Linked DNA regions of Homo sapiens: region 1 is linked to region 2. The links are chromatin contacts, found by Hi-C or POLR2A ChIA-PET in ENCODE. All regions are on one chromosome and are shown on one strand. The core of a region is the stretch at or near the end of the contact, and the rest is flanking DNA. Distances in the headings are between cores, read along the strand shown.

Region 1 (4,690 bases), core at 1,724-4,223, 1.3 Mb after region 2:
CCTATCTGACAGGGCCTTTACAGAGATGCCCAGGTTTCAACAGACAAGTAGTTGGAGGTGCGTGGAAAGAAGTAAATAACTGCCAAAATAGCTTTACGCTTAGACCAATAGAATTATGGGGGAGAAACCACCAGAGAAGGGGGATGGTGGTAGTCTCTGAGGTATCCATGAAAAAATAAGTCAGCTTTAAGCATCTACCATGCCCAGGGAATGTCAAACCATCATACAAAGTTAACAACTTTCCTGCTCCTTTTTCTCCCTGCCTTCCCCAGATTTGGTTATGATTAGTTAAGCCGGGAGGAGAAAGACTAGGCAGGTTAAAGATGACTATGGTCCCCTCTTTAGGGCAAGCAATGAGACAACTGTTCCCAGCTGAAAAAGAGGAAAACATTTCACTCTTTGTGACTCAATGACAACAGGACTCTATTCCTAAGGAGACCACAGAACCCCTAAAAACTCATGGAACCTGCCTGAGTTTTCAATTAGGTACATGACAGATCTACTCCCACTGCACAAATTGAAAGGCATGGCAAAAGATACAAAATAAAAGTGTTTGTTTTGAATTATAGCCCATGTGGCCCCTATGTTGAACATACTGTTTTTATATTATCAAGTAGGATCTAGAGAATATATCTTCCAAGAATATGTTCTGCAGTTTTTGAGGGGGAAAATGGTCATTGATCAATTCATTTGTTTTTTGAGATCCCATACTTTGTGGGTAGGGTATAAAAACGCAAGGGAGGCCGGGCACGGTGGCTCACGCCTGTAATCACAGCACTTTGGGAGGCTGAGGTGGGAGGATCACTTGAGGCCAGGAGTTCAAGAGAGGCCTGGGCAACATAGGGAAACCCATCTCTAAAAAAATTTTAAAATTAGCCAGGCATGGTGGCATGTCCCTGTAGTCCCAGCTACTCAGGAGACTAGGGTAGGAATGCTGCTGGAGGCCAGGAAGTTGAGGCTGTATTGAGCCATAATCCAGACACTGGACCCCAGCCTGAGTGACAGAGCAAGACCTTGTCTCACCAAAAAAAAAAAAAAAAAAAAAAAAAAAAAAAAGGCAAGGGAATCCTTCCCTCTGGGAGCTTACATCTTAGGTTTCATATTCAGAGCAAAGTATTTATTACAGTCAGTTATGTCAACAAGAGCCTGTGTTGCATATGTGGGGCAGGCGGAGGAGGTTTTTAACTCTCTTCGGATTTACTCTCAAGACTTTTACGCACTTATGATAAAGCTTTTGAAGCAATCATATTGCTCCTGTTCTCCAAGCATGGAATCACAGGTAAAGCTTTCATTTAAGATATTTAAAGAGAGATACAAGGCTAAATGCACAGACTGCATCTTCACTGGGCTGCTCTGAAATCAGGCTCTGTTGATCCTGTTTGGCAGATTTGGAAACTTTTATTTCACTTCGCTCAAGTTTAAATAGGCTCTGAGAAATTAATTCGGATAAAACAATTCAACCCAGTGAACAGTGTCCGATTTGTAAACCATGATATGAATTTATTGACAAAAACTGTACAGCTAGTATAACTAGTCCTAGTTATATGCCTTGGACAATCCCTTCTTATTGGGTATGTAGATTTATTTGAGAGACTCCCTGAATGATGGAAAGGCTACTAGCTGAGTTTGGAATCAGAGTATGGGCCTTTGTATGCTCTTAACGGAGATCCAGAATTTAGGTTTGCTAGGATATAAACTCCACGAAGGCAGGGATTTACTGACGTATCTTAAGAGACTAGAACATAGTAAGCATTCACTAAGTATCTGTTGAATGAGTGAGTGAATCTGAATTAAGATTTAACTGCCCTGAGAGTAAGTGTTGGTTCTGGTCATTAGAATCAGTTGCCTCGTTCCTGGACAGAGTTCCTGGGAGCCTCATAGAACATTCTTATTCAGATTCTTCTGGTTTTAGACTCTTTGTGGACCCCACCCTTCGGTTATGACAGCATTAACTGGGTATGTGACACTTAGGTTACACATGGTTTACTCTCTCTGATGAAATGTGGGAGACACTGTGGCCTCTGTAGCCCATTTACAGATCATTTCATAGGGTAACTTTATTTTTTTCAAATCTTGTCCCAAGTTCTATGAGGGTTCTTGTTTTACATTTTCCAAGTTACTAACTTCCAGCTCAGGTAGGTAAGGGACAACTGAATTGTGGTGGCTGCTATTTTTTGTGCAGGTGTTGATCTACCGGCTGTCAAGGAGTCCAAATGGAAGATCTCAAAGCCCTTAACAGACTATAACAAAGAAGAGATTGGCTGAATATTCATACCCTTGTGAGTTCAAGGGAGTTGTAGGGATGGTCTGGGTAGCCATGCAAGTTCAGAGAGCTCATTCTTTCTGCCTCCTTTCAGCTCTGCCTCCGCAGCTGGCTGATTTTAGTATACGAAGCTCCCTGTAAGCCCGCAGCCTATCGACTTCCACAGTCCCAGACTAAGGCACCGAAGCCTTACTGTTCTCTCTGGAGTCTAGGTCAGGTCCTGAGGTGAAGGGGTAGGGTGGGGGCGGGCAGGACGCAGGTGCAGCCCCGTGGTCCCGGATCTAACTCACATCTCTGGGAATGGGAACCGAAGTCACCGCTTAGGTCTCCCCCAGCGGTTTTCGGTTCAGGTCTCTGTGCTCCTCACCTGGATATGGGCGCCCTGGGGGCCTGGCTTCCTCCGCAGAGACCAGAAGCGATCTCTGTGTTCCGGATTTTCCCTTTATCTTTCCTCTCCCCAGTGTCCTCTCTGTTTCCCAACCTCCCCATACCGAGGACCCCACAACCCGCCCCGGGATGGCGCCTGGCTGCTCGCACCCTAATTCAGGACCCCAATTGGTGGGAGAGGAACCGCGGTCCTCAAGCTTGCAGGACACAGGGCCGCTGCCCGGAATGCTGTGGGGGTGGGGACCCTCGCCGCCCCGCCCCCACCAGCGGCCTGCCCCGCCCCCTCCCACGCACGTCACGTCCGGCCCGGCCTCCGCCCGCCAGCCGCTCTCCTCCCGCTCGCCGTTAGGGAGGCTCTGCACCTCAGCCGCCGCCTCTGTCGCCACTCTCTCCCCCTGTTCCGCGTCTGCGTCGCCACCACCGCCGGGGGTATCCGGGGGGTCGCTTACCGGGCTGGCCCCGCGCCACAGCCGTAGCTTTAACCTCCCGTCAGCGGCCGCCCCAGGAAGAGGCTTCTCGGCCGCGGAGCCACTTGGGGCCTCAGTTCTCGCCCTCTTGCCGTCGCCGCGGGTCCTGGAGAAGCGGCCGCGGCCAGGGAACGGGGCATCGCGGTTCCAACGGTAGGTAAACGGGCGGGTACCCGGATCTGCGCATGCGCGGGTTGCAGGTCGCCGCGGCCCTTCCCCTCCTGTTGCCCCCCAGCGCCGCCTGCCACCCGCGCCTGCTCTCGGGCGTTGCGTTTCGGGATGTGGAGGACTCTAGCAGGTGGGGCGTTCCGTGGAGAGGGCCCCCTTTCCGCTGGAGAAAGAGGAAGATGAAGCCGTGTCCCTGGCTGCCGGGGGGTGTGGCAGCCTTGGATTTGCAGCGGCTGCAGTGCAGTTGAGCGGGCGTGCCCCTCACCTCCAGCCCCTCCAGAGTAGATGGCGCGACACCCCACGTTTCTTTGCTGACCTCTCCTGCCCGCTGGCGCTGCGCCTCTTCCCCGCCCACTTCCTTCATGCTGGGCAGTGAAGTTGATGTAGAAGAAAAAGGAGTGTGTTTTATTCTGGGCTCAACTGCGCCCCTTTTTAAGGTCACGTGAGATGAGTGGTTGCGGACTTCCTTAAATCGCTCAGAGAATATAGCCAAAATTGGGCTGTTGGTGCACTGGGGCCTTGTCTAGAATGCGCTCTGCATAGGCCAGGCTGGAGGGGGACACTTTGTATAGCATTAGGGTTCGCGTGGCACGCCTGGTTTCCTAGATGAGGTTGTAGGAATCGGTTGGCACATTTGCGCAGTGGGAAACTGTTAAGCCCTTTTTGTTTGTAATCAGTTAAAATCAAACTGACTTTTAGAAAGACGGTGGATTATTTCATTTGGTTCCCCGTTTCGCCTTCTAATCAGTGAAAAAAGTTGGGCATTTACTTTGAAGGATCTGATAATCTAAAATGGTAGCCAGAATCATTACCAGTAGTAATGCAGACTATTAACATTAACTGGGGTGCACCTGTTTAGAGAGACAGACATTAAAGGGTGGTTTTGAATTATTTGTCTTTTTAGAGCTGGGTTAGTGTGAGGCTATTTTCAACCTTCCTTTTTTGGTAACCTTGAAATGCTTGTTGGCCTGGTTTTCTCACAGGTACTGTGCATTTACTAAGTGCTTGTTGATGGAATTGAATGGACTGATAATTATTTGTATATCCATTGGGAGCGCCTTCTTACTTTTTTTTTTTTTTCCTTGAGACAGTTTCGCTCTGTCGTACAGGCTGGAGTGCAGTGGAGCGATCTCGGTTCACTGCAACCTCCTCCTCCCGGATTCAAGCGATTCTCCTGCCTCAGCCTCCTGAGTAGCTGGGACTACAGGCGCCCGCCACCACGCCTGACTAATTTTTGTATTTTTGGTAGAGATCAGATTTCACTAAGTTGGCCAGGCTGGTCTTGAACTGACCTCAAGTGATCCGCCTGCCTCAGCCTCCCAGAGTTCTGGGATTACAGGCGTGAGTCACCGTGCCTTGCCCCCTTCTTACTTTTTTAATCCGTGCTGCTTTTAAAATTGGAGTA
Region 2 (4,866 bases), core at 1,640-4,139:
AGGGTAATTAGGTGAGAGCAAGAATGGGTCATCCTAACTGATAAAAGCTCAAGTACATTAGAAATGCCACCCAAATTTATACAAACTGATATAAGAAGCAGAGGCTATTCAAATTCTCCAAACGTGTGCCCATCCAATATGGTGGCCATCGGCTACACAGATCTATTTAATTAAAATTTAGTTCTTCATTTACACTAGCCACATCTCAAGTGCTCATAACCACACACAGTACCTACATCATTGGACAGCACCACTCTAAACAATGAAAAAATTAAGAAAAAAGGGAGTTTTTTGGAACTGAACCTTAGCCTATATCAAATGCAAACTATTCATGCACCTGTGCAACAGGTGGTCTAGATCACAAAGGCAATGACTTGGACAACTTTAATCTTAGACCACAGTCAGAAGACGTAGGTTCAAATCCCAGCTATGCTACATAGCCACCTTAAAGTACCCTAGACCTGTCACTAAATCACACAGCACCACATAATGGTTAAGAGCATAGAATCTCTGGACTATCTGGATTTGAATTCCGACTATCATAGCTCTGTGACATTGGGAAAGTTACTTCACGTCTCATTTGTTATCTTCATTTTACAGTAGGGCCTACCTTCTAGCTATGTTGTGGATCAAATTAGTTAATATTTGTAAAGGCAATGAGAACAATGCCTGGCATTATTGTTATATAAATATTTGCTAAATAAAAATAATCTTTCAGGCTTCTATTTCTTTAATTCCCAAATGGGCAAGATAAAACTTGCTCTGTTGGGAGGCCGACGGGGGCGGATCACAAAGTCAGGAGATCGAGACCATCCTGGCTAACACGGTGAAACCCTGTCTCTACTAAAAATACAAAAAATTAGCCGGCGTGGTGGCAAGCGCCTGTAGTCCCAGCTACTAGGGAGGCGGAGGCAGGAGAATCGCTTGAACCCGGGGAGGCGGAGGTTGCAGTGAGCCAATTGCGCCACTGCACTCCAGCACTCCAGCCTGGCGACAGAGTGAGACTCCATCTCAAAAAAAAAAAAAAAAAAAAACTTGCTCTGCCCATTTCACGTTTCATGATAATGAATGACAATAGGATGTAAATTACAAGAAAATGTTTTAAAAGCACAAAAGGTTATTAGATTACAAGGGGGCAGAGGTCTTGCCTTCCACATTCTTTAATCTCCCACAGTATCAACCAAATTGCTGTGCTAAGTGTTCAAGTTTTTCACTAAAACTGGAGCATCACACTCTAGAGTCATAAAGTGATAAACCTGAATAAAGTGCAGAGTGCTTATTTAAGGAAAAGCCTGCTATAAACTCATTCTGACCAAAAGAGGGTGAAATTACCTACCTCAATTTGAGTTCCTAAGGAGCAACGTGCACAGCCTTGAATCATTAGAGGAAATCTCCATTCCCTAACCTCCATCCCTTAAAGAAACACAAGTGGGTTCTATAGTTCTTGTCAAGTTACCTATCCTGTGATTTTGTGTGTGTGTGAAAAAGTTTTATTCAAGTTCACAACTGACAAGTAGTATAAACAGACTAATTTTCCCCAAATATCCTGTCTTTCACTAACTGGAAACAGAATCACAAAAGCAAATAGTGGAGTCTCATTAAAAATTATTGTAGAGAACTTTTACTTATTGCAAACACAACCTACGCCAGAAGAAATTTCAAAAGCGACTTAATGAAAATATAAACCAACACCTGATCTAACTGTGCTAATGAAATCTGTGAAAAAACAATGCCACCACGTTTCAACATTAGCCAGCACACCCAACATGAACATCTACTTTCCGTTGAAATAAACGTCAAAGGCTGTCAGCTGCTACACCTTCCAAGGCAAATTGGAAGCCAAATTCTTTCTAGAGTTTGGGGTTTTTATGAGTTGATACGGGTGCCAAATCAGGGAAAAAAGAAACAAAAGGAAGCAGGTAAGACCCCTTTTAGGAGTCCCTAAAAAATATCACTGCTGGCTGCTGCAACAAATGTTTTGAAGACCTAAGTTCACCACAAGCCTTATTTATTTCTGGTGGCGATGGTGGGGAAGGAGGAGAGTAAGCACAGAAAATTATTAAAAGGTAAGAGGACCTTAAAGTTCATCTAACTCAACGCCCTCCTAGGGTAAGGGTTCCCAGTACCCCAAAGGTTCTTTTTTCCAGGGCATGAGCTGCAATACAACCAAAAATAAGGGGTAGCGATGGCGAAGAAACGGGAGAAAGACGATCTTCTGATCAGGCCCGTCGACGGTTGCAGCGTTCCCCCAAGACGCCAAGAGCCCGCCAGTCCCTCCGCCCCTCTCTCCCCAAACCCCAGCCTCGGCTGAGGCGCGCACGCGCAGCAAGTAGGGGCTGCGCGTGGCGACGCGCAGGCGTAAAGTGGGTAGAAACAATAAGCTTTGTTGCCGAGGCGGTGGGAGGGGGGCAGGGGAAAGGGTACCCGGCGGAGGGATAAAGGACCGGGAGAATGAGGAACAGGAGAAAGTGCTATCCCGGCAACCCTCGCGCCACTGAGGACCCGGATAGAGAGCTGCGAGATCCAAATCATTAATAATGACAATGAAAAAAAAGCGACGGCCATGTCTCGGAGAAGACAGAGACGAAGTCGGCCCAAGCTCATCCCTCAGACTTGGTGGAAAGAGGCAATGAACAACGGAGGCCGCAATGGACTCGGTGGCCAACCACCCAGGGAACCCTTTAGGCCCCTCTGCCGTCGCCGACTTGCTGTCCCTCGACCTCCGCACCCCTGTCGCCACTCTGCCCGAGAGGACCCCTCACCCAATGCACAGCAGCGGGGACGGCAGCCAACGAATCCTGTCGGCCTCCGCGGATCTCCACAGGCAGCGCCGCTCCCCCGCTCGACGTGCGCTTCGCCCGCCGCCTCCCTTCTCCAGTCCAAACAAACACCCCAGCCCGGAAGTGACTTCACTTCCGTCGCCGCCAACCCCGCCCTCTTGTTCTGTCAGCTCTGCCCTCCGAAGCCACTAGAGAGCGCGCGCGAGAACGCGCGACCCCGAAGTCTGTCTCCAAGGCTGCACACGTGTGCACGCGCAGCAGCCTTTCCAGCGCGCCCCTACGGCCGGCTGCCGGGTGTAGCAGGAACGCTGTCGCACGTTCTCTCTGGAAGGCAGGAATGGGGGCGTACCACTGTTCCCACACCCGCCCATCTTCCGAGAATGATGATATGCAATGAGTGAGGCAGCTGGGGACTGAAGAGCACCCTGACAAGATACACAGGCGTGGACTTTCACAGACATCACACACCCCCCCAAAAACGTAATATTTAGGTAATGACATAGCACACACATACCCATACACACCCCAAGAATGATACACAATGTCACACAAACAGCGACATGCACCGAGTCACGTCAAGATCCTGACACAGAAAAATAATAAACTAAGGGAAATCACAGAGGCGTACTAAATGATATGCAAACATCCGCACTCAGACATGTGCAGGCACAAAAACACACTTTTTGAAGCTGGATGCAAACGCAAAATACAAATACATGTGCAACTTCTTTGTGGCTAAAGGAGGAAATGCCCTGTCCACACAGGATAGAAAAGTGTGACCTCCGGGTTCAAGAATTTTGTAGTCCGTGATCCTGGGTGCACTGGCCCCATAGTTATTCTTACCCATGCTTCCTTCCTGTCATCGTTGACAAGCCCCAAGATATATTTCTAGTGACACTAAGCAATGTAAAGAAGAGAGTATGTTTTTGTTTTTTTGTTTTGTTTTGTTTTTTTGAGGCGGAGTCTGGCTCTCTTGCCCAGGCTGGAGTGCAGTGGCGCCATCTCGGCTCACTGCAACCTCCGCCTCCCGGGTTCAAGAGATTCTCCTGCCACAGCCTCCCAAGTAGCTGGGACTACAGGCGCACGCCAGCACACCCGGCCAATTTTTGTACTTTTAGTAGAGATAGGGGTTTCACCGTGTTGGCCAGGATGGTCTCGATCTCCTGACCTCGTGATCCACCCGCCTCCGCCTCTCAAAGTGCTAGGATTACAGGTGTGAGCCACCGCACCCGGCCGAGAGTATGTGTTTTACAAATCTGGATGTTCAAATGTGTAGATACTATCTTTGAAAAAGGGACACAAACTAATTTCTTCCCTTTGGAGAGGGCAAATGACCGACTAGGAAATGGGTGCAAATAACTATCCTTTTCTCCTGAAAAATTTGAATCTTTTAAAAACTATATGCTTGTAGTATTTACTAAGACAAAAAATTCCCTCCATGGGAAGGCTTGAATTTAGAAACCGGGTTGTTCCTCTTCAGAGCTATTTCATTCACTGAATACTCTTCTGGGCCAGTCCAAAGCCCCAAAGAAATGAATGCAGATGGTTCTGCCCTAGCTCCTGGGTCAACCACCTTGGCAGCACTTACAGATCTATATTCTAAACTGTGAAGATAAGCTATCAATCTGAGGCTGAAGGAAGTCTGAACATAACAAAATAGGTATTTATATAGTCTGAGATGACTCAGACTCTCTTTTTAAGACACAGTCTTCCATCACCCAGGCTGGAGTGCAGTGGCATGATCACGGTTCACTACAGCCGCAACCTCCCTGGCTCAAGCAATCCTCAAACCTCAGCTTGCAAAGTAGCTGAGACCACAGGTGTGTACCACCATGCCTGGCTAATTTTTGAATTTTTTGTAGAAATGAGGTTTTGCCATATTGCCCAGGCTGGTCTTGAACTCCTGGGCTCAAATGATCTGCCCGCTTCAGCTTCCCAAGGTGCTGGGATTACAGCCGTGAGCCACAGGGCCTGGCCTAACCCAGACTCTCTTAAAAGGTAAGCATGAGGCCAGGTGCGGTGGCTCACACCTGTAATCCCAGCACTTTGGGAGGCTGAGGCGGGCAGATCATGAGGTCAGGAGTTT

What was found. Hi-C counts contacts between places; a loop is a spot of excess contacts on that map. ChIA-PET counts read pairs that join two places held with the same protein, here RNA polymerase II (POLR2A). Pooled maps may share reads with other maps.
Region 1: a map of naive thymus-derived CD4-positive, alpha-beta T cell shows a loop between it and region 2 (15-fold over the local background). The contact joins the promoter of FAM13B here to the promoter of PAIP2 in region 2. A Hi-C loop is called at or near these places in 1 of 168 maps with a recorded cell type or tissue (naive thymus-derived CD4-positive, alpha-beta T cell) and 7 of 50 pooled maps. POLR2A ChIA-PET finds 5 or more read pairs at or near these places in 1 of 52 experiments (A673).

What each region holds. Positions count from the first base shown.
Region 1 is chr5:138,031,362-138,036,051 of GRCh38, reverse strand. FAM13B (family with sequence similarity 13 member B) reads left to right here and starts at 2,973. Exons shown (of 24, transcript NM_001385994.1): 1 at 2,973-3,270. FAM13B-AS1 (FAM13B antisense RNA 1) reads right to left here and starts at 3,278. Exons shown (of 2, transcript NR_037900.2): 1 at 3,100-3,278. LOC124901077 (a long non-coding RNA gene) reads right to left here and starts at 2,913. Exons shown (of 2, transcript XR_007058952.1): 1 at 2,801-2,913; 2 at 1,379-2,557. RefSeq lists silencers at 3,265-3,314, 3,325-3,394 and enhancers at 2,901-3,784, 3,885-3,944.
Region 2 is chr5:139,339,877-139,344,742 of GRCh38, reverse strand. PAIP2 (poly(A) binding protein interacting protein 2) reads right to left here and starts at 2,889. Exons shown (of 4, transcript NM_016480.5): 1 at 2,763-2,889.